Linked DNA regions of Homo sapiens: regions 1 and 2 are each linked to region 3. A link is a loop called in an ENCODE intact Hi-C map of the cell type or tissue named here. Cell type or tissue: OCI-LY7. All regions are shown on one strand. Region 1 overlaps CNOT2 (CCR4-NOT transcription complex subunit 2). Region 2 has its middle 130 kb from the start of LINC02821. Region 3 overlaps MYRFL (myelin regulatory factor like).

Region 1 (8,000 bases), 360 kb after region 3:
GAGTACCAAAATAGACTTTAATTTCTTTTAAGAATGTTTTGTAGTTTTTATGGTATGTTTTGTATTACTTTTGTTAAACTTACACCTAAGTGTTTTATTCTCTTGGATGCTTCAGAAATGGAGTTATTTTCTTAATTTCATTTTTGGATTGTTCATTGTTATTGTATAGAAATGCAATTAATTTTGGCGTATTGATTTTGTACCCTGCAACCTTGTTGCACTTGTTTACTTAATTATTATAAAACATTACTATTAATAAAATCTTAAGTATTAAACTGCTATGTAAACTGTTGTATATTTTCAAGTCTCCTGTTGACTTATCTTGTATCTAGTTGTTGTATTCATTATTGACATGGAGTATTAAAAGTCTCCCAACCACTGTTGTTGAATTGGCTATTTTCTCTCTTCAGGTGTCAGTTTTTGCTTCATTCATTTCGGTGCTCTTTTGTTAGGTTTATGTGTTTATAATAATCTTTTTAGTGGCTTCTTTAGGATTTTCTTATCTATGATATCATGTAATCTGCAATTAGAGGTAGTTTCACTTCTTCTTTTCCAATCCAGATGCATTCTATTTTTTTTTTTTTTGCCTAATTGTTCTGGCTAGAATCTTTAGTACAGTATGAAATAGAAATGGCAATTCTGTTTAGTGGACAACCTTGTATTATCTCTGATCATATAAGGAAAGCATTCAGACTTTCACCTTTGAGTATATACCTGTGTTTTTGTTTTTTTTTCCATGGATACCTTTTATCAGTTTGAGGATGTTCCTTTCTATTTCTAGTATGTTGAGTGCTTTTATTATGAAGGGCTGTTAGATTTTTTCAGATGCTTTTTTTGGTGCATCTTTTGAGATGATCATGTGGTTGTTCTAATATGTTGTATTACATTATTTTGTTTTTATGATGTTGAACAGTTCTTGAATTTTTGGGATAAATCCAACTGGTCATGTTGTATAATCCCTATTTTGCTGTATTTGTTTTCTGGTATTTTGTTGTGGATCTTTGTGCCTATTTTCTTTCTTTCTTTTTTTTTTTTTTTTTTTTTTTTTTTGAGACGGAGTCTTGTTCTGTTGCCCAGGCTGGAGTGCAGTGGCATGATCTCGGCTCACTGCAACCTCCACCTCCTAGGTTCACGCCATTCTCCTGCCTCGGCCTCCTGAGTAGCTGGGACTACAGGCGCCTGCCACCATGCCCAGCTAATTTTTTTGTATTTTTTAGTAGAGACGGGGTTTCACCATGTTAGCCAGGATGGTCTCAATCTCCTGACCTCGTTGTCCTCCTGCCTCAGCCTCCCAAAGTGCTGGGATTACAGGCGTGAGCTACCACGCCTGGCCAGTTTTTGTGCCTATTTTCATAAGATATATCAGTCTGTAGTTTTCATTTCTTGAGATTTCTTTGATGTTGTTAACTGGATAATAATGGTCTTGTAAAATGAATTAGGAAATGTTCCAGGTTCCAAAACTCTTCTCTGTTTTAGAAGAGTTTGTGAAGAATTGGTATCAGTTTTTCTTAAAATTGGTACAATTCACCAGTGAAGCTGCCTGGGCCTGAGATTTTTTTTTTTTTTTTATGGGAAGTTTTAAAATTACTAATGCAATCTCTTCACTTGTTACAGGTTTATTCAGATTGTCTGTTTCATCCTAAGTCAATTTTGATAGTCTGTGACTTTGTAAGAATTTGTCCCTTCCCTTTAGTTATTTAATTTGTTAGTATTCAGTTCACATTATTTCTTTACGATCCTTGTTATGCCTACCCTACAAAGTTGTAGTAATGTACTGTTTCTTTCCTGTTTTTAGTACTTTGAGTTTTCTTTTTTTTTCTTTTCTTGGTCAGTTTAGCTCAAAGTTTGTCAATCTCTTTATCTTTTTAGATAATAAACTTTAAAAAGTATTTCTCATTTTTTTATTCTCTAGTTCACTTATATCGGCTCTCATCTTTATTATATCCATTGTTTGCTTTTGGTTTAGTTTGCTCATCTTTTTCTAGGTTTTGTTTTGTTTTGTTTTGTTTGAGACGGAGTCTCGCTCTGTCGCCCAGGCTGGAGTGCAATGGCGCAATCTCGGCTCACTGCAAGCTCCACCTCCCAGGTTCACGCCATTCTCCTGCCTCAGCCTCCGAAGTAGCTGGGACTACAGGCGCCCGCCACTACACCCGGTCAATTTTTTTGTATTTTTTAGTGGAGACGGGGTTTCACCGTGTTAGCCACGATGGTCTCGATCTCCTGACCTCGTGATCTGCCTGCCTTGGCCTCCCAAAGTGCTGGGATTATAGGCGTGAGCCACGGCGCCCGGCCTAATTACATAATTATTTTTATCAGTCTGTCAAGTTTGCTAGCAGTGAATTCTGCCAATCCATCTTAATCTCCAAGTTTATTTTGCCTTATTTTTTTTTCCGGTTATTTGTGTTTTTTGCGATGGAGTCTTTCTCTGTTACCCAGGCTGGAGTGCAGTGGTGTGATCTCGGCTCACCGCAACCTCTACCTCCCGGGTTCAAGCACTTCCCCTGCCTCAGCCTCCAGAGTATCTGGGATTACAGGCGCCTGCCACCACACCTGGCTATTTTTGTATTTTTTGTAGAGATGGAGTTTTGCCATGTTGGCCAGGCTGGTCTTGAATTCCTGACCTCAGGTAATCTGTCTACCTCGGCCTCTCAAAGTACTGAGATAACAGGCATGAGCCACCACACCCGGCCTATTTTGCCTTTTTTGAAGGATGGTTTTGCTGGATATAAAATTCTTTATTGACAGTTTTTTCTTCATTGTTTTGAATATGTCATCCTACATCTTTCTGGCCACCATTATTTCTAATGAAAAGTTAGTTGTGACAAGTCACTTTTCTCTTGCTGCTTTCAAGAGTCTTTTTGTCATTGGCTTCCAACGTTTTGTGCTATGATGTTTCTGGGCATGAATCGTTTTGTTTACCCTACTTGGTAACTCTTCTTGGATGTGTAGATTAGTGTTTTTCTTCAATTTCAGAGGTTATCAGCCATTATTTCCTGAAATATTTTTCTGTTCTTTTCTCTCTCCTTTCTTCTTACTCCCATTACACATATGTTGATTCACTTAATAGTATCCTATGCTTTTTTTTCCTGAGGTTTTGTTCACATTTTTTAATTAATTTTTCTCTGAATTGCACAACCCTATGAATCTGTTGTCAAATTTACATTCTCCTTGTTCTCCTGGTTCAGATATGCTTTTGAGCCCCTCTTATTTTTGAGCCTCTGAATTTTTCAGTTCATTTTACTTGTTAACTACATAATATCTCTTTTTTTCTTATCTCTTTCTTAAAGATAAGACATTGTCACATCACACTTTCCTTTACGTCTTTGATCATGATTTCCTTAAATTATTGAATATATTTTTAACGACTGCTTTGAAGTCTTTATTAAGTCTGACATCTTGGCTCTTAAACAGGCAGTTTTCGTTGACTGCTTTTTCACCCTGTGTATGAATTACTTCTATTTATTTGCATGTCATAATTTGTGGGCGAGAGGCTGGACATTTTACATGAACTTTGCAGCATCTCTGGATACTGATCTTTCTTCTCCTTTGTGCTTGTTTGCTTGTTTAATGGCTTGGCTGGGCTTTTTCAATGAAGTTTTATATTTCTTGCCGTGTGAAGTGCCTGATGTCACCCATGAGAGGGTACAGCCTTGGACATGGGCAATTATATTGGGATGACAGTGATTTTAGTAGGACCATTTCCGATTGTCTTTTTCACTTATATATATCTGTTAAAACCTCTGCTTCTGTTGGTGTCACACCCAGATATGATAGCCTTTACTAACTGCTGGTGACTGCTCTTTTGTTATTAACAGTTCTCTGGAGCATAAATTTCTCCACAGTGAGATCAAATTAAATTTTGGCCCCTTTGTAGGGGCATTTTTTTGAGGCTAGTCTTCAGTGTTTGTTATGAACTGCGGAGGTCTGTTCCTAGCTATCTCTCTTCCCAGTTCTCTTTGGTACACTAGCTAGCCCGTGGTTTAACTTGTTCCTGTCTTAGAGCTACCAGCTTCCTTTTAGTTGCTTACTGCCCAAATCTCCATATTTTTGAGGGTACCCTTAGGCTTGAACTTCTCTACACTCTGTCCCAAATAAAGTCTTTTCTTTTTGGGAGGCTTTTAGAGTTCTCTGCTCTTAGGTCTGCTCCTGCTCTGCAGCAGAATCTCTGAGCCACTACCAGTGGGCAGGGTGGTAGCCTCTAGTCTTTTTGGCTTACCTATCCCTGTGTGTAACCACGGTCTTATGAGTGAGATGGGTTGAAGGCAAATGGGGCCCCTGTGTTCTAGGCCTGTCATGTTTACGGTAGAGCCTCTGCCTGTGTTTTGAGGCTGGTGGCAGAAGTGAGGGAGTTGAGTATAAGAAATTCTGTTGGCCTGTCTGTCCTGGAGAGATACTCTAACCCTTGACTGGAAACTAGGCAGGGAGAGAGCCCTGTCTTGACCCCATCTGCCAGGATTAGAAATTTCATTATGCTGAGCGGGCAGAGGGAAGAAAGGGGCAGTGTGGCTCAGATACTATAGATTCTTGCTATTTCTATTGAGATTTAGTAGATTATTTAAAATAAAATAGTTTTTCGTTTGCTGTATTCCCTTAGAACACTCCCCAGAGCACTGAGTTTTTGTTTTCTTTTCAAGCAGTTTTCTCCAATTATGTTTTTTTTCATTGATTGAATTTTGACAATTAAGTCAGTCTTATTTTCTCTGGATAAACCTTACTTGTTCGTAGATCTTTGGGCATTTTATTGAATTTGATTTGCTAATATTTTGTTGAGAATTTTTGCCTTTATATTTATGAGGAATATTGGTCTTTAATTTTTTTTTGTTTGTTATTGTTTTCTTGTTTTTAGTTTTGGTATCAGTAATGCCTCAAAAATGACTTAAGTGTTTTGTGTCCCATTTTCTGGAAAACATGTCAAGTTGGTATTACTTCTTCTTTAAGTGTTTTGGTAGAGTTCACTAGTAAAACTACCAAACCTGGAGTTTCGTTTTGTTTCTTCTCTTCTCTTCTCTTCTCTTCTCTTCTCTTCTCTTCTCTTCTCTTCTCTTTCTTTCTTTTTTCTTTCTTTCTCTCTTTCACTGTGAGTTCATTTGTTTCTGTAGGTGTAAGACTTCAGGTTTTTTGAGGAATAGGTGCATTTCATCTAAGTTGCTGATTTTATTTTTATAGAGTTGTTCTGGTATTATTATCCTTTTAATGCCTGTGGGTTCTATATTTTCTCTTTTATTCCTGATAGTGGTAGTTTCTGACTTTTTTCTTTGTCAGTCTGCCTTAGAGGTACATCAGTTTTGGTGATTTTCCTTTTAAAGAATTAGATTTTCTGTTTTGTTTAATTCTTTTTTTCAATTTCTGTGTTTTTTCCTCTCATCTTTATTTATTATTTTTGTTTACTTTTGGTTTATTTTGTGCCCTTTTTCAAGGTTTTTGAGATGTAAGCTTAGGTGATTGACCTGAGAGCTTTTCAAAGATAAGCACTTGAAATTATAAATTTCCCCTTGAGTACTAATTTGGTTACATCCTACAGATTGTATGTTTTATTTTTGTTTTCAATCAGTTCAAAATATTTCTAAATTTCCCTTTATAATACCTCTATGACCATGGATTACTTAGATATGCACAGTTCAATTTTTATGTATTTGGAGATACTTTCCAGTTTCTCATGTCACTTTTTAGTGTAATTCTCTTATAGTCAGAAAATATTTGTATGAATTCAATTCTTTTAACTTTTTTTTTTTTTTTAAAAGAACTAAGATGCAACTAATTTGATGAATGTTTCATTTTCTCCTTTTAGGAATTTGTAATCTACTGTCGTTGATGTTGTATTATTATTATTATTATTATTTTTCAGACAGAGTTCTCTCTTGTTGCCCAGGCTGGAGTGCAATGGCGCCATCTTGGCTCACCACAACCTCCACCTCTGGGTGGAGGCTGAGGCAGTAGTTCAAGCGGTTCTCCTGCCTCAGCCTCCCCAGTAGCTAGAATTATAGGCATGCACCACCATGCCCAGCTAATTTTGTATTTTTAGCAGAGATGGGGTTTCTCCATGTTGGTCAGACTTGCCTCAAACTCCTGACCTCAGGTGATCCGCCCACCTTGGCCTCCCAAAGTGCTGGGATTACAGGCGTGAGCCACAGCACCCGGCCGTTGAAATTATATTCTATAAATGTCAATTAGATCTAGTTGGTTAATGATGGTGTTCTGTTTTTCTGTATCCTTGCTGACTTTTGTTTACTTGCTTTATAATTACTTAGAGGAGTATTGAAATTTCCAAATGTAATGCTGGAATGGTCAGTTTCTCCTTTCAGGCTTATTAGTTTTTGGTATTTTTAACTTGAAGCTCTGTTGTAAGTGCGTACACATTTAAGGGATATTATGTCTTCCTGGTAAGTTGGCCTTTTTATCATTATTTAACATACATTTCTTAGCCCTGGTAATATTTTTTAATTGCTCTGAAGTGTACTTATTCTGATGGTAAGGTAGCCACTCCAGCTTCTCTTTGTTTACTTTTTGCATGGTATATCTTTTTTCACCTGTATGTTTCCTGTAGACAGCATATAGTCTTTTTTTTGTTTTTTTAACCATTTTGACAATCTCATTCTTTTGGACTATCTATATCTAATATAATTATTGTTCTATTTGGATTTAGATAAACCCTTTGCTTTTTTAAATTTTCTGTTTGTTCCATTTGCTTTTTCACTCATGTGATTGATTCTTCTTTCCTGCCATCTTTTGGATTATCTGACTACTTTTAATATTGCATTTTACTTATTGAGTTTTTTAGTATATTCTTTGTGTATTTTTTTTTAGAGATTACTTTAGGGATTACAATGCACATTCTTAACTTTTCAGAATTTACTTATTATGTCAGTTTCCTGGGGCTCCTATAATAAATTGCCACAAACTGTAGCTTAAAATACCAGAAATTTATTCTTTCATGGTTCTGGAGGTTGGAAGCCCCAAATCTCAAGGTATCATCAGGGCCGTAAATCCTTTGAAGGGTATAGAGAAGAAACCTTCCTTCTAGTTTTGGTGGTTGCCAGCAATCGTGTTCCTTGGCTTATCCCTGCATCACTCCAGTCTCTGCCTCTGTTTTCACATGGTCTTCTTTCTCTTCCCACTGTGTTTCTGTACTTAATCGCTCCTTTCTTTTGTGAAGACACAAGTCATTGGATTTAGGGCCTTCATAAATCCAGTATGACTTCCTGTTAATTTGGTGAGATTTGCAATGACTCTGTGGCCAAATAAGGTGAAATTCAGAGGTCCTGGGGGTTAAGTCTTGAACACATCTTTTTTGAGTACACAACTCACTGCACTGCACTTATATCACTTCAAGTGGAATGTGGAAACCTTGTCAGCATGTAGTTCCCTTTACTCATCCCCTTTTATGTTGTAGTTTCATATGTATTACATTTGTATACTTCAGATACTCGTCACACAGTGAGGTCACTTGCTTTCAACTATCATCATGTTTTAAAGGATTTAAGAGGAAAAGAATAGTCTATCACAGGGATTGCAAACTATGGCTGCAGGCCAAGTCTAGCCTGACATCTGCTTTTTGTAAATAAAGTTTTATTGGAATACTGCCACATTTGTTAGTTTATATATTGTCTCTGGCTGCTTTTGCACTACAATGCAGAATTGATTAGTTACAATGGAGACTGTTAGGCTTGTGAAACTTGAAATATTTTCTATCTGGCCCTTTACAAAGTATTTACTATCTGACCCTTTACGAAAAAGTTTGCCAACTCCTGGTCTGACATGTACACACACATATTTTCCATTTTTTTCCCATTCATTCATAAAACTCTAAGTTTTCTACCGGTATTATTTTCATTTTGTCCAAAGAATCTTCCTTTCTTTATAGCAGGTCTGCTAGCAATGAATTCTCTTAGTTTCTTTCATCCGAAAGTGTCTTTATTTCACCTTTGTTTTTGAAGGATGCTTTTGATCCATGTAGAATTCTGGGTGGACAGTTCTCTCGGTAGCAATTAGCTAGAGTAGAG
Region 2 (8,000 bases), 140 kb after region 3:
AAATCTCTTTATGCTTCACACATTCTGGTTTGGATCTTTTGATTTTTGTTCTTTAAATCTACTGAATGATAAATTTTCCTTGTCATTTCATAGGAGACCTTCATTATTTTTCTCCTACCATCAGTTTATTTTTTTCTCAGTAAAATTCAGCTCCCTTTTCTTTCTTAGCATTTTAACCTACCTGCTTCATGTGGGATAAAGAAATGCCCCATCTTTCACAGATAAAATAAATCTCCACATAAACGGTGACTGTTTTGTCTTTAGAGACTTTGTCTCCAAAATTTCCCACATGTGCCACAATCTTCTTAAGTTATCATACAGAGAACAACTCCTGCAATCGTGGGAAGTGAGGAGTTTGGAGGGCAACAGGTTGGCAATGGGGCGACTGAGGTGACTGTCTTGAGCAATCACCACGTATGGAGCTAAAGAGTCTACTTCCAGGTTCATTTCTGCCATTAGTCTAAGATTCATTTATTCATGAAACATTTATCAAGTGGCTACTGTGTGTTAGACGCTATGCTAGGGCTAGAGATGCATTACGGATAAGCTGTGGCTCCTGTTCTCAGGGAGCTCATTGTGTAGTATAGGGAAACAAGAAAGTAACAAATATTTACAATTTGTGATGTTTAATGCTTTAGGGAAAGTAACACAAAGCACTATGGGAAAATATGGAGGATCCCTAACCCAATTTTGGGCAGGTGTGAGGGTGGGGATGGTACAGCAAAGGCTTTCTGGAGAAAATGATGCTTGCGCTGAAAGATAAGTCTGGATTGCCCAGACAGACAATAGAATAATGTTCCAGAAAAGGCAAACAGTGCTTGCAAAAGTTCACAGCAATGTGTTATTGGTGAATTATAAGTAATTTAGGGCCAGGTTCAGGACAGGGAAGGAAGTGAAAAATGAACTGAAAAAATGAGCAGATGTTGAGAGGTTTTGCATCAGGTGAGAATTTGTTCTTTATCATCAGGTCCTTCTGCACTAACCCAGGTTAAAAGGATTGATGACAGACAGTGGAAAGAAGAGGGACTTTTGGAGTCAGACAACTTGAGTTTGAAACTTGGTCTTGCCACTAGTTTGTAATCTCGGTCAAAATTTCTTGGCCTCTCTAAGCCCTAGTTGCTTTAGCAATACAAAAGGTAATAATGTGCTCTAAAGGATTATCATTAGGGTTAAATAATACATGTAGCATCAGCACATTGCATGATGCCATGTTAAATCTCAACTATTATAAAACAAATTGCTGTAATCAAGAATATCCACACAGAGCTTTGAGTCACATACTTAAGTGAACACAAACTAGAATCTTGTTACCAGAGAGACATTTGTCTGCCTGAACCTGTTTGGATCTTTTTGTTTTGTTTATTTGGCACTGTGTTTTTAATGGTGGTGTATATTTCACAATTTGGTGCTATATCACTGCTTAATAAATGAGTTATCTAGAGTGAATTATTATGTCTTCAGACTTAATCATGCTTCATTTCCTTCATGCCATAGAATTTTTGAGCTAAAAGAGGTTACAGAACTAATCTCTGGAAGCTGGAGAAAAAGCACAATGTTGGAATAGAAATATGTGCTAAGAGCAAACAAATTGAGTATCCATCAGGAGGGAAATAGTTAAATAAACTTATATTTCTATGCTACGAAATACTATGCACCAGCTAAAAGGAATGAGATTGCTCGCTGTGTACTGACATAGCTAGAGCTCCAAAACCTATTGTCAAATGAAAAGCAGGCTGCATAAAGATATCTTCAAAATGACATTATTTTCATACAAAAATATACACACTTGTATAAGTAACATTATATTACTTCTATATGTGCTTATATATGCTTTCTAGGTTACATGTATATAAACACATAGAAAAACTTGAAGTATATACACTAAAATTATAAGTGGCTATTTATTGTCACTTGAGAAAGTTTGTTGGGGCAAGGGGGTAGTATTCCAAGGAGACATTAGCCTTTCAGAAACATTTAAATTTTTTACAGATAATATACTCTTGCTGTTTGTGTAATTCAACATTTGTTTTCAAAAAAGAAACATGGAAAGAGCAAGGGCTTTGAGGCTGGCTGAAACTGGCTCAAACCCTGGCCTCAGCAGCTTGTTAACTCTATGACTTTTGGGAAAACATGACCCCTCTGTCTCAGTTCCTTCATCAGCAAGATGAGGATAGAGCACCTGTCTTGCAGGTTTGCTGCAACAACTGAAAGTAAACCTCCTTGTACATTATTAGCATTCTGTGCATTAGTGGTTTCTTTCCCCTGTGCTGAATGCAATGGCTTTTTTCTTCTTTCTTTAAAAAAAATTTTTTTTTTTTTACAAAATAGGAAACCAAATACAAAGTGGCTAAGTCACTTCCACAAAGCCATACAGCAGTTTAATGTGAGAGCAAGGGGTATAATCCATGTGTCCCACATTATAATAAAGTCAGCATTACACTCTATGGGGCTTTGGGTTATGATGTGTATATGGCTGTTTATAGTAGTAGTTCCAAAGCTCAGATTCCAGGTGGCAGGTTTATTTGCTGATTTGTCATGCAGAGTACCAGATTCTGGGCTTGGGCAACTGTTGAACAAAACAAACCAAGAAAGGCCAGGCAAGGTGTGTTGGGTAGACCTCCGAGGTTATATCTGGCATGACTGTTCTTTTGACCTTGCTGTCAAGGAAATCTAGCAGTAGATATCAGGGGCCTCACTACAAGAAAAACATTGGTATCAGGCAATAAACTAGTTAGCACGAAAGGATGTGGGGTCAAAAATGGACATCTGACATTCTTTTTGACCACCTAGAATCTGAACCCTCTTCCTATGTTTGGGTAATTTTTCGACTTTATGAGGCAGAGATTGACACCCACTATATTAGTTGAAAATGACAGCTAATTTTCCAGCTGCCTTTGCAGCTAGGATATAGTCAGATGGCCTAGGCTCTAGCAATCAGAAGTACCTTCCTTATCAGAGTCCACTTTCTTTAGAATGACAGGGATTATTTGCAGGCCTATGGTGAGTACCCACCAAGGGCTTTTATTACTAATTTTAACTGAAGCCCTGAATTTTAATTTTAACTGTATTTTAATTCTAAACTATTTCGTGAATGCAAAACAAAGGGGATTTTGCTTTCTGATGCCATTGCATAGGAGCAAGATGCTCTATCAGACTCTATGCAATGGCACTCTGTGCCATTGTATGCAGTTCAATGATCTTTACCCAGATGAAACCACACCGGAGGAGGTTACAACTCCTGCTCCAGGAAAGAAGGTGTATTTCCTGGGAACCTCTAAGAACTGGTTGAACCTGCTGGTTGACTTTCTTGGAAGAATGAATGACTAAGTGAACATTTTCATATTTCTCCCCTTTTTGTGCTTTGTAATTGCTGCTTGTCCAAAGTGCCTGAAGACTCTGCTTTCTGGACTAGGGCATGAGAACTTACTTCAGTGCCTATGTAGGACTGCAAGCTAAGCTGCTGCATCTTAGCCTTTAATAGGCATCCCAACTACTTGTAACATGCTAGAACTGTGTGGCTCCTTTCTGTCCTGCAGAAAAGAAGGACTCATGTCTGACACCTCTGAGGCCTCAGCCTCACCCATTTCCTGTTTCGATACCACTAACACCATCAGTTCTATATTGGCTCCCAGTGGCTTTACATACGTATATCTCACCCCAAGCTGCACCATACGCCTCTCACCTCCCACCCTAGGGAGGTGTTAGTGCTAAGATATGGAAGCCACAGATGCTGCTTATGGCCTACACATGTGAAACCCTGAAGGGCAGGGAGTTAGTATCCCATGAGGTAAACTTTTGATTTTAAAAAGTCAGCTGGTACATAAGTTCTTCCCCTTTTCTCCCTCTAGATGGACTTTTTTGAGATGCAGTTTATGTGACTTCTTGCTGGACGATCCTGTGATTTTTTTCAGTAAGTCTCAGTAGCTTCACACTTGATCATGTGGTCTCATATTGGCTTCCCCTTTCCTCCTTCTCTCCCGTTGTTTTCTCATACCTGGAAATGCATCTCCTAATAGAGTAGAAGTATTATACCATAAGCTCATTGTCTCAGGCTCTGTTTTCTGGGTAACCCAAGCTAAGGCAATACCACATAATTCTATAAACAAAATTAGGCCAGTTTTGCCATCTTTGGGAGTTTTTCCTCACTTGGGAATCCTTTCTGAGTTTTCACTCAGTTATATCCTAAATGTGTGACTTTGGGAAATTTGCTTAAGCTCTCTGACCCTCACATTCTTCAAGATAACATAATAATGATGCTTGTTTCATGAAAGAAGGGATTAAAAGAAGACTGAAGATCACTTAGTACAGTGCCTGACATGTAACAAATGCTCATTAAATGTTATTATTATTATTATAAAATCAATCATATGTGCAACTTGATGAAGCCCTGGGGGATGAAAAAGGGGGGCTCATTGGCAGACAATTTAAGCAGCTTGGAAACGTATGTTGGCATACCTGTGAGCACATATGATAATATTGCATAATGAATCCTCTAAGTTCCATTCTATTGTCAAAAAAATTTGTTTCAGAAATGGAGCTACAACTTATTCCAGAGTTAGACTTTTGTGGCCATGGTGAACACGATCCTTTTAAATAGAGAGAAGGGCCTGGGTAAGTTTAAACTGAATTAGGTTCTCAGTTCTCCCAGGCTTTGACTTTGTCATCTGTCACTTCCCTCTCAAAGGGCTGGCAAAGCCCAGGGCAGTTCAGGATTCTCTCATCTGAAGTTCTGTCCGTCGATTCTGAGGGGAGTCTGGGGCTGCTGACAGTAGATGGCCTGCCTCTCACATCTCACTATTCTTTGATCTCACAGTTACAATTGTGTTGCTTTTGGTTTTTACTTGCTGATGAAGAGTTTTTTATTATTTTTTATATATATATTTTTTATTATACTTTAAGTTCTAGGGTACATGTGCACAAGGTGCAGGTTTGTTACATATGTATACATGTGCCATGTTGGTGTGCTGCACCCATTAATTCATCATTTACATTAGGTATATCTCCTAATGCTATCCCTCCCCCCTCCCCCCACCCCACAACAGGCCCCGGTGTGTGATGTTCCCCTTCCTGTGCCCAAGTGCTCTCATTGTTCAATTCCCACCTATGAGTGAGAACATGCGGTGTTTGGTTTTTTGTCCTTGTGATAGTTTGCTGAGAATGATGGTTTCCGGCTTCATCCATGTCCCTACAAGTTTCAGTAGCTGATTCGATCAGCTGGAAGAAAGGGTATCAGTGATTGAAGATCAAATGAATGAAATGAAGCGAGAAGAGAAGTTTAGAGAAAAAAGAATAAAAAGAAACTAACAAAGCCTCCAAGAAATATGGGACTATGTGAAAAGACCAAATCTACATCTGATTGGTGTACCAGATGTACACCAGATGTGTACCAACTGGGGAGAATGGAACCAAGTTGGAAAACACTCTGCAGGATATTATCCAGGAGAACTTCCCCAACCTAGAAAGGAAGGCCAACATTCAAATTCAGGAAGCACAGAGAACGCCACAAAGATACTCCTCGAGAAGAGCAACTCCAAGATACATAATTGTCAGATTCACCGAAGTTGAAATGAAGGAGAAAATGTTAAGGGCAGCCAGAGAGAAAGGTCGGGTTACCCACAAAGGGAAGCCCATCAGACTAACAGCTAATCTCTCGGCAGAAACTCTCCAAGCCAGAAGAGAGTGGGGGCCAATATTCAACATTCTTAAAGAAAAGAATTTTCAACCCAGAATTTCATATCTAGCCAAACTAAGCTGATGAAGAGTTTTACGTGAATTTAATTTTCTTCTATCTCTGACTGCCAGAGACTTTGGTGTTTGTATTATTCACAGGGAACTAGATAAACTATAACCATTTTTTATTTTTATTTTATTTTTTTGCTGAGTGTAGTTTCTCACAGTAGCGGGAAGCCAGAATGATTTGTACGTTACTAAATCTTGGGCTTTGCTTAACATGTAATTCTATGGCCAGTGAGAACAAGTAAGGTCCTAGTATTTCAGAACTTCTCAAAGGAAATTAACTAGAATGAAAAATTACACTGTTCAGCAACAAAACCTAGCAATTGCTTAATGAATATTCTCAGGAAACAGAATATTGAGCCCTCCTTCAATCTCATTTTTGTCCTCTGAGTCTGGAATTCTTGTTAAATTAACTTTTGGTATGTGTTTCTCTTTGGTAATGTAGCAAGTGCAAAATGTCCCTCGTACTCTATACAAATGTGCAAAGCAGATGTAGTTTCCTTGAGTACCTCTTAATTGATGTTCTCTCCCTGATATTTCCTTAGCCTGCTGGATAACAGAAAACTAAAAACCAAGTTTTAGGCTAAGTGTGGAACCTTGGTCTGGTCCAATCATTTAAAGTCTATTTAGGGAGTTCAATCTCTGGACAGTAACTCACGTAAATGCTAAATGTTTCAGTGCTCTTTTTTTGCTTCTCTCCAAGATGATGTCTAGGGTTGGGGAGTAGTATAGGCAGGGTTTATGCGTCAAGATGGGTGTCCCCAAATCTATGTAGGGCTCTGACCTCATGGCTTCAGATGTACAGTGGCTGGAACAATGGCAGGGCAACCCTTATCTGGTAACTGAGTAAGGTGGGGTAGAAAGGCTTTGCCAATTCAGCAGATTGCAACACAATACCGATGAGTCATTCTTACTCCAGAATTTCTCTTCGGGTTAGCTGAGGCTTTGTTGGATTGCATCACAGTTCAACTTCGCCCCTTGACCAGTCCTGCTTCCTCCCTCTTTTTTTCACAGGTATTACACCCAAACTCTGTCTCAAAAAGCCAACTCACAAAACTCATCAATTCACCTGTCTTCTGCCACTGCCTTCATACCATCCCTACACATTGTGAGGAGCTAACTTTGAAGGCTGTTTCCAAACACTCTTCTTTGGAAGACAAAGTCTTCCTCTGTTCAAAGGATGTATGGCACTATTCCCAGTGCTCTTGTCCTCCTTTTCCCATTTGGGTAATTTTAAAAGCAATCCCTAACCTCTTCTCAGAGCCTGTCATTGAACGAGGACAGGACAGGGACCCTGGCCTCTCACCTCCTTGATTTCTACCTCTCTCTCTTTCTTAGTATTCTCTAAATTCCTCACGTCGGAAGGGAGTAGCCTTTCAGTTTCTCTTCACCTCTTTTCTCTTCTTCATCCTGGACATAGAGTAAAATTCTCTGATCTAATTGACAAGTCTGTCTCTTGATATAATGAAATTAGGTGTTAAATTTCAGAAATCTTTTTCTTTCTCAAAGAAGTCTGATTTCCAAGTCTGTTATCTTATTGCGTATTCAAAAAGCCTATTCGGAATGCCAGAAACTGCAGTCACTGTTTCTGTCTCTCTGCATTTCTGTATGACAATCTTAACCCCTTAATCTTTCTCATAGTTTTGTGGTCCTGCTCTCAAGACAACTTTGTGTTTTAATTTTAGCCAGGATTATAACCAGCCCTAGGTGTAAATACATGTTACACATTTGTTTCTAATTATTCCACACAGGCCTTTACATGAGGTAAGCTGTGCAAAAGAACTCTACATCATTATTTCCTATTTCTCCTCTGTTCTACCCCAGGAAAACCAACCCATCAAGTAGCAGGAGAAAATACACTATATTTTGATATAATCCAATAATGTCAGTCTGATCTATGATCTCTGCAATTTCTGCCTAGATGCCTCAGGTAAATTTTCTGTCTTTCTACTCTTTTTCTACCGGGAAAGAGTTCTACTCTTTTTCCCTGCTCCTGAAGGGAAGAGAAGCTCTACAGGCTTACCTTTAGCTATGGGGAAAGGCAGTTGTCAGGTCCTTGATAATCTCTGCTATGCAGTTGCTGATTTGGATTGCTTTGTGGCCCAATGGTCACTAAGATGTAGCCAGAATGGTCACAGGTTGTGGGGAGACATACCAGCACTAATTATGGGATCTGTGTTTTCTACTATGAGTTTCTGGGGTGGGAGTCTCTGCTCTTTGCTCTAACCCTAGGCTTCTGCTGCCCTCTGGCCTTGGCAGTGCCT
Region 3 (8,000 bases):
AATTTATTTATCTTTTCAGAGTGTCAGTGTCAATAAAATGAGGACAATAGTACGTGTCTCATATAATTGCACTGTGAATTATCGCACAACAAATGTAGCTGTTATTATTCTTCCTTCAGTATCCTCTGTGTTTAGGGAATAGTTGATGTATATTAAATATATTTGTATTATCATTTGCTTGTCACTTGTGTATGAAATCATAAATATAAAAGCATTTTGAAACTATAATAGGGCTAGCTAAATGCAAGGTATTTTTATTTATCTGACTTTAGTACACCTGTAATATTTTCTGATATAATGTTCTGATTTTAAATCATGATGATGATGACTATTCCTGGAAAGATAGCCATTTTTAGTTTTCTTCTTTATCATCCACCTAGTATAACTGATCACATTCTTAATTCCAGATAGATGCAATAGAGATTGGATGTTTCAAATCAGGGTATACAGAGCTCCTGCTAGCGGGGAGGCAGAGTGGTTAGGGAAGCCTCCCTGGCTCTCCTGGGCCCCGGAATTACTTGGATATGTCAGAATGTCCCACTCAATACAGGATTCTCTTATGAAAGACTTAGATAATATTCAGTTTGCCTTTGCTCTGAACACTAATGTGATCATCTATTCCTGCTACTGTTACTTTAATTGTAATATATTTATGTATTTTTCCAGGCCTCTAACCCTGGGCAGTTTGAAAATGACAGTGATGCATTGTGGCAGCGAGGACAAGTTCCAGAATCTATTGTCTGTCACGGTCGAGTAGGAATCAACACAGATGCGCCGGACGAAGCCCTGGTTGTCTGTGGCAACATGAAAGTGATGGGGACCATCATGCATCCCTCTGACAGCCGGGCAAAGCAGAATATCCAGGAGGTGAGCACAGATTCAGGCCCTGGGCCCCTCCTCTGACACCCCAGTCAGGTTTGCTGGGTGCTCCTGGCCTCTGACACACCTTGAACCGCACATCTTTACATGTCACCCACTGGTGTGAGATGAACACACTGCTTAAAAATGATGACTGAGCTGCTGGGCATCTCTGCTGAAATTGTAAAGCAGTTCCTCCCTGAGAGAATGGATTTACCTGACAGGAGCAGTGGGCAAAGACAGCATGTCATTGGCCTCACAGGCAGCAAGTCTCAGTTATTTTCCACAGGCCATTGCCCTTCCTTCCATACTTTGTCAGCTTCCAGAGCTTGCCTTTTCCTTTCTGTCTCCCCACTCATCTTCCAAGCACTGTCTCAGTCCAGTTCCTGATCATATTTCTCTTGGATGTCTCCAGCCTCTTCCTTCTAGAGTCCCTGGCACCAACTCTACTGGCCATTATCTTCCCCAGGCATCGTCTTTCTCTAGGAACTCTTGAGAAGCTCCTCCTCCTCATCCCTTACTTGGTCAGTTCATCGCCAAGAGTTCCGGGTGAAGACCTTTTTCCTCCGTGGAGAGGCAGTTACCTAGAGGAAACCAGAAGTCAGGCCTAGATGTCAGGAGATGGCTTCTCCGCTTTGGGCTCTCCCCAGTTACGTGACCCTGGATAAAAAGCTTAATCTCCTTGAACTCAGTGTCTTCAGCTATAAGATGAAAATGGTGCCTGCCTGCCTGCCTGACACCCTTGGCTCTTTTTTATTTTTTAACCAGTTGAACTGAATCATCTTGGAAAGCTACAACTGCTATGTAGACCATAAGGATGAGGATTAAGCTTCCAATCCATCAGCCAGCTACTAACACCTCATTCCAACTTTTCTGCCATTTAATTATTTCCCATGCATTGCTTCTACCACTTCCCCATCATCTCACTCATACTACTTCTCTTGACAGCATTTGTGAAGCTGTGTTTTAAAAGTTCCTTTTCTCTCCTTTCCTTATCCCTTTTTAGCTAATAGAAGTCCTAATCTGTTCACTATTAGCCCCTCTTCCAGACTGCATTCCTTTCTCAGTGCAAATCTGCACTGGTTTTCCTAAACCAGCCAAGGAATGTCCTCCTTTGCTTAGAGGATTCCAAAGAATGGTTGTAATTGTAGACTTTTATACTGATTGTGAAGCTGCGGTTCATATTAGAAGAGCTGTGACCTACTAGCCAGATGGGAATGCAGAGCTAGAGAGTTCTTACATACATTTCCAGATGTCAGTCCTAGATATTGTGACTTTGAACTTTAGAGAGAGATCATCTGTCTGCATTTCAGGTCACACCAACTCAAATTTATCCTTGCAATTGGCTATACAATTCACTACCAAGTCTTACTAAAATGTAAATTGAATATAACAAGTGAGAAAAGTCCTGTACAACCCTTCCTGCTACCACCAGGCATAACACAGAACTTCATTTACAAAAAGTCTTCAAATATTGCTTGTTGGTTTGAAGAAAATATATTGTCTTAAAATAACAAGCTTCTGGAGAACTTCTCACATCCCTTCTAAAAAGCCTTCTCCATCTAAATGAAATGTCACTTCAATCCAGGCTCTAAATGTGAAATTTCTGTATCCCCTTCCTGCTCATGGCAGCATGATAGAATAAAGAAAATCCTGGTCCGTGGTTAGAAGTCTAAGAGTTTAGTCCTGACTCTGGCAACCACCAGCCCAGGAACTTTGGCCGAGAGGCGATCTGTGACTCTGTTTTGTTGTCTGTGAACAGGAAATGCTCATATTCATTTTACCCAGGTTAAGAGATTTTTCTAAACTCATATATGTAAGGTATTTTTTAGCCAGACAAGTCTAAGCAAAGAGAAATTATTTTCTATTTATACAAAATAAAAATTACATGTAATTTATTTATTAAATGATTTCATATTAATAGATTTGTTTTGATAAATCTGTGCACATTTTTGAGATATATATTTGTAGAAATCTTGTCTGTCCCAGTCCACTGTTTATTACAGAGATGAGGGAGATGATGGTAATGTTGATGATGCTGATGACAGATGTGTGAATTTCATCTTCACCTCTTCCTGACTTAGTTTTTGCAACTTTTAAAAAGAGAGCCTTTCTTTCATATACTCTGGGGATCTGACCCTTGGTCAATTTGATGGCATGCATAGGACTGGAAGCAATTTCTTATTCTTTAAGAGTGCATTCTAACCACAGCTGGCTTCTGAATGGATGAGCTGCTACAAAATGTAGTGGTCAAATATGTTACCTAATACTACAATTGGGGAAAATGGATATGGGCTGCTGCTTTGCCCTATGTGTTTCCTCACGCAGGAAACACAGATTTCTTTGTGGATATTAAGAACATGATTATCTACAAAGTCCTGGTGGGGGAGATCTCTGATGCTCACAGGGACACAGATCCAAGACATGGAGAAGATGACGCAGATATGACCGAAACCTCTGCAACTGAGGTCCTGGGCAGAGGAGCAGCTTAACTTGCCCAGCCATTGGCATCGTGTCTACTGATGCGACTGCAGACTGTGGAAGGACATGCAGCTCTGACGGTGGAAACTGAGCAAAACTAGGGGGGAAGGACACGCTGAACACTAAAGGCACATGAAGAACCTCAATGTCAATGCCCAAAAACATGAGGAAGTTGAGAGTTGAATACATCAGTCAAATTCTGTGGTGAAGGCTGAAAAAAGGTAGCAAGATATTAAAAAATTCAAGCCAGAAAAGGGAATCGTTAAGATGAAATGCTCAAAGGCTGTTTTGATTTTCTCCTAACCACAATACCCGTGTGCTAGTGGAAGACAAAAGTAGACATGAAAAAAGCTCAAGAAAGTCAAACATGCAAAGTCTCCCTCTGGGCCAGGAGCCAAACGCAGAAGTTCCTTTGCTCAGGGTGAGCAGGTGTCATTTAAGCTGCTCCTAGTCCAGACTGTGGCTGGGCTGTGGGCCATCACCAGATGACAGATAGCCTTCCCTGAACAGACTGAGTCCCATGGACTGGAAGGTGTTGTCTGTGATGCAATTCTTGAGCTAATGATATATTATAGAAACCTTGGGTGTGAGGCAGCATGATGCTGATGGCTATTTGCATCCATGGTCAAAACTTTCCAAAACTTCTGTGGGCAAGGTCAAAGCAGACACCCAAATTCAGTTTTCAGTTTCTTACTCAACAGGCATTGAAGAGCAAGGCACAGCAGTAAGTGCTGGCCTGGGTAGGGTTCCTGGGAGGATTCAAAGAAGGCACACCCTTTGCCTCAAGTGTTTTCCCTAGGCCAAGTGTACACATAGGGATCATGCAATACAGGCTACTGTTTATATTTAGCTTTGGGAAGACTATAAGTCCAGAAATTAGAAAAGCATTTTGTTTGAGGAACATTGTCATATAAAATGTTTAGGTCTCCAAGTAACCCTCAAAATTTTTCTTGGCTGAAAATCTGTCTAGAGGATGATAGTAGTACCAGAGAACCTAATGCTATGTCTAGCAGTATGTCTTGGGGAATCAAGGATCCAGTTTAGAAACCAGGGACCATTTCCCTCTCTGTAGCCTGGACAGCCTACATGAGGGTACTTTCTCCTCTGCTTTTCATCTGCAACAAAGGAACCAACACTGCCTCTGCTTCCTTCTTTAGCTGGGGCCCTGCAGGTGGGGCAGGAACAAAGGGGAAAATAGGGATTGGGCATAGGACTCACAGGGGCCTATGGCTGAGGAACTGGGTAGGGCCTAGGCAGTGCAAGGCCAGTCCAGGCTGGCTCCTGATTGACCCTCTCTCTTCAATTCTCTTCATGTCAGGGATTGTCTTGCCATTTTAATACCTTCGTTCTTTTATTCCTTCTTTTTTCCATCAAAAATTTTAGGTGCCTATTACATGTCAGACACTTTGCTCGGTACTGTGCAGGTCCTGAGATAAATAAGACTCAAGAATGAAACTTTTACTAAAATTTAAGCTCCAAAAGAGAAACACTCATTGAATCTCCAGTGCTTAGGAGATCATCTGGCACATAGTAGCTACTCAATAGATATTTGTTGACTGAGTGAAGGCGCTCACAGTGATAGATATATGCACAGGGCTATATGAGATTGTGACTGTTCCTTCCAAGTATGACCTGCAAGGCCCTCCCTGCTCTGGCCTTAACCATTCTAGTCCAGTAATGCCAAATTCTGCCTTTGTTCTGCAGATGTCATTCAGGGCATTTGCTGTCTCGGGCCTTGGTTCATGGTGTTCTCTGTGGCTAGCATTCCTGTCTTAGTCTCATCCTTCCCCCTCCCTTCCTATCTTACATCTTTCCCTAACGCTTTAAGTTATCAATGTATTTAACAATTATTAGCTGAGCACCTACAACATGCAAGGAATTGTATTTGAAACTGGTGATATGTTGATGAACCATGACCTTAAACATGTCCTCACTCTCACGGGGTGTATGTGATATAGGAGAAGACAAAGAATGAAGTTGACACAATTAGTTGTCTTGTAATTGTGACTCATGCTATGAAGGAGAACTGGTGCTATGAGCACATAAAGCAGAGGAACTTTGCCTAGACTTGGAGGTCAAGAGATCCTTCTCTGAGAAACAATGCTTACATTGGTGAAGGGGAAGGCAGGGGAATGGGAAGGAAGAGCTTTTGAGTCTGGGAAAACAGCATGAACAAAGGCTGGAAAGTGAAAGGAGCAGAGTTTGTCTGAGGAACTGGAGTAAGCCAAGATCTCAGCTGGGCTTCATCATCGCTAGGAAGCCTTCCTTTACGTGTCCCTGAGAATATTTTCAACACCTCCTCAGAGCTGTAATGATTCTCTGTGCATAATTCCATCATTGTACTATGTTTCTCACATTGTAATATAATCATATATGATTACGTATGTATCTATCAGCTGGGTCTTCCTGTCTAGACCACAAACTTTTAAAAGGCAATTTTTTAAAACTTTTATTTTAAGTTCAGGGGTACAAGTGCAGGTTTGTTACATAGGTAAACTTGTGTCATGGGGGTCTGTTGTACAGATTGTTTCATCACCCAGGTATTAAGCCTAGTACCCATCAGCTGTTTTTCCTGATCCTCTCCCTCCTCCCACCCTCCACCCTCCACCTTCAAAAGGCCCCAGTGTATGTTGCTCCCTTCTATGTGTCCAGGTGTTCTCATCATTTAGCCCTCAGTTATAAGTGAGAACATGCAGTATTTGGTGTTCTGTTCCTGTGTTGGTTTGCTAAGGATAATGGGCTCCAGCTCAAGGCAATTATGTTTTAAGTCCCAACACTTAGTAGTGCATGATATGTTAAAGGTGATTGGTAAATGTTAGTCAAATAAAACAAAGAATGAATGATGGCAGTAAGCTCAGAATTATACTCTGGAATAACTTCCTGAAATAAAGCTAATCCGTTTAGCCAATTAAGCACCAAGCTACCATCTTTCACAACCAGTCCAACTAGTGAAGGGCTGAGAATCCTAAACGATGGTGGAGGGGCTCTACTGCCACCTCAGGGAGTCTGTCAAGGGAGGAGCTGAGGGCCATGACAGTGGTTTTCTTAAAACAACAATAACAAAATATGTTTTTGGTTCCTCTATCACATGGATGAATGCCCAGGCAGTTTACTTTTAATTGCCTCAATAGCTACTCAATAAATATTTGTATTTATTTGTAATTCTATTATGTTCCAAAAGAAAATTTAGGGTACCCACAAAGGGCTACCAACTTTTTTGTCAGATAAAGATATTAAAAAAAAAATTCTGCTATTACTATCATTTACAAAATCTCTCAATTTAAAGAGGAATCCTTTGGATCAAACCCATTTAGCTTTAGGGAAAGTTCACTGTACTCTCTTGATTGTTATCATTTTGCTGGGACCCCGTAGTGACAGTTGGGACAGCCTTTAATGATGTGAGAGCAGTGATTGCACGTAGAGGATGCCCTGCTGGCCGGGGTGATGTGGGGGAGGCATGTCCAGGGGAAGGAGGGTGGCTGGGTCCTGAAGGGCCAGCAGTTGGGTAATCCTGGCTTGGAATCCACTTGAAGAAATTATCTCCAGCAAAATGTCCAAAAGCAATTCAGTGATGTCTCTGGGTCACTCTGGGCATTAATTTGAATAGCAAATATCTATGCGAGTAAAATCTGCTCTTCTTTAATTAAATTAGGTTGACACGAATGAACAGCTGAAAAGAATAGCCCAAATGAGAATTGTTGAATATGACTACAAACCTGAATTTGCATCTGCAATGGGAATAAACACTGCCCATCAAACAGGTACACACACAAATTCCCCTTTTAATTTTGTATTGCCAACTATTAAAATTTTAATTACCTCTTTATTTTGAGGTTATGTGCTATGGCATTTGACAACGCTATGTTGATCTAACTTGTTCTCTGTGAAACTCATAGTCACTAGAACAGGAAAGGTTAAAAAATTTCTGTGTCATTTTTACTCAACACCCCCACTCCTCCACCCCAAGGTACTGGTGGTGTAGGTTGAATATATAGTTTCTTTGCACAGGAGTCCTTTTGCTCATGGGCTGAGGGTTCAGGGACAGATGATGGCTCAACCTATGTGAGGAACGGCATTGGGCAGTCGGGAGGTGGAGGGAGAAGGTGGCAGGGTAAGTGGATCTAGATAAGAGAAGGGGTAAGCAAAGTGATGTTTATACTCCAATCCAGGAAGCCTAAAGAAGGAAGGAATAAAGGAATATTTTAGGGGCAAAGGCTTCCTATAGGAAAAGAAAGGAAATCAAGCCAACGCCCCATCTTTACTTCTATGGACAGGGATTTTAAGGCACTTACCTCCCCCCTGTTGGCCCAGAGTCTCAAAAAAAAAAAAAAAAAAGGAAAAGAAAAAACAGAAAACACTCCCACTTTTAATCCTATAGTGGTTCTTGGCTCAAAATTCCTTCTTTGCTGCAAATGTATTGTAGATCAAAGCAAAAGCTTAGAGAGGATTTTCTCCAGAAAGATCTTTCTTTGAAGATTAAACCTGTGGAGTGTTTTGTATACAGGAATGATTGCCCAGGAGGTGCAAGAAATCCTGCCCAGAGCAGTAAGAGAGGTTGGTGATGTCACCTGCGGAAACGGAGAGACCTTGGAGAACTTCCTCATGGTGGATAAGGTAATCACTGAAAAGATATCAGCTGCTATAAGCTATCAGTCTAGGGA

Evidence for each region. Hi-C counts contacts between places; a loop is a spot of excess contacts. Peaks named below come from ENCODE experiments on the same cell type or tissue, not always from the same donor. Only the 100,000 strongest peaks of a DNase experiment are listed, where the experiment ranks them.
Region 1: it touches region 3 in a loop (8-fold over the local background); 2 of 110 quality-filtered maps call a loop at or near these places.
Region 2: a loop joins it to region 3, with 4 times the contacts of the local background. A loop is called at or near these places in 8 of 110 quality-filtered maps.

What each region holds. Positions count from the first base shown.
Region 1 is chr12:70,260,283-70,268,282 of GRCh38, forward strand. The region is part of intron 1 of CNOT2 (CCR4-NOT transcription complex subunit 2); the gene reads left to right. Among named protein-coding and RNA genes, the nearest start is that of CNOT2, 21 kb to the left of the region's middle. In OCI-LY7, no CTCF peak of the experiment used is centred here; DNase peaks (open chromatin) are centred at 529 and 3,979; H3K4me3 peaks cover 2,191 bases; H3K27ac peaks cover 3,914 bases.
Region 2 is chr12:70,046,527-70,054,526 of GRCh38, forward strand. No RefSeq gene overlaps it. Among named protein-coding and RNA genes, the nearest start is that of LINC02821, 130 kb to the right of the region's middle. In OCI-LY7, no CTCF peak of the experiment used is centred here; a DNase peak (open chromatin) is centred at 3,625.
Region 3 is chr12:69,902,978-69,910,977 of GRCh38, forward strand. MYRFL (myelin regulatory factor like) reads left to right here. Exons shown (of 25, transcript NM_182530.3): 11 at 667-867; 12 at 6,992-7,100; 13 at 7,844-7,953. Among named protein-coding and RNA genes, the nearest start is that of MYRFL, 82 kb to the left of the region's middle. RefSeq lists an enhancer at 3,345-3,414. In OCI-LY7, no CTCF peak of the experiment used is centred here; a DNase peak (open chromatin) is centred at 3,604; H3K4me3 peaks cover 3,331 bases; H3K27ac peaks cover 5,485 bases.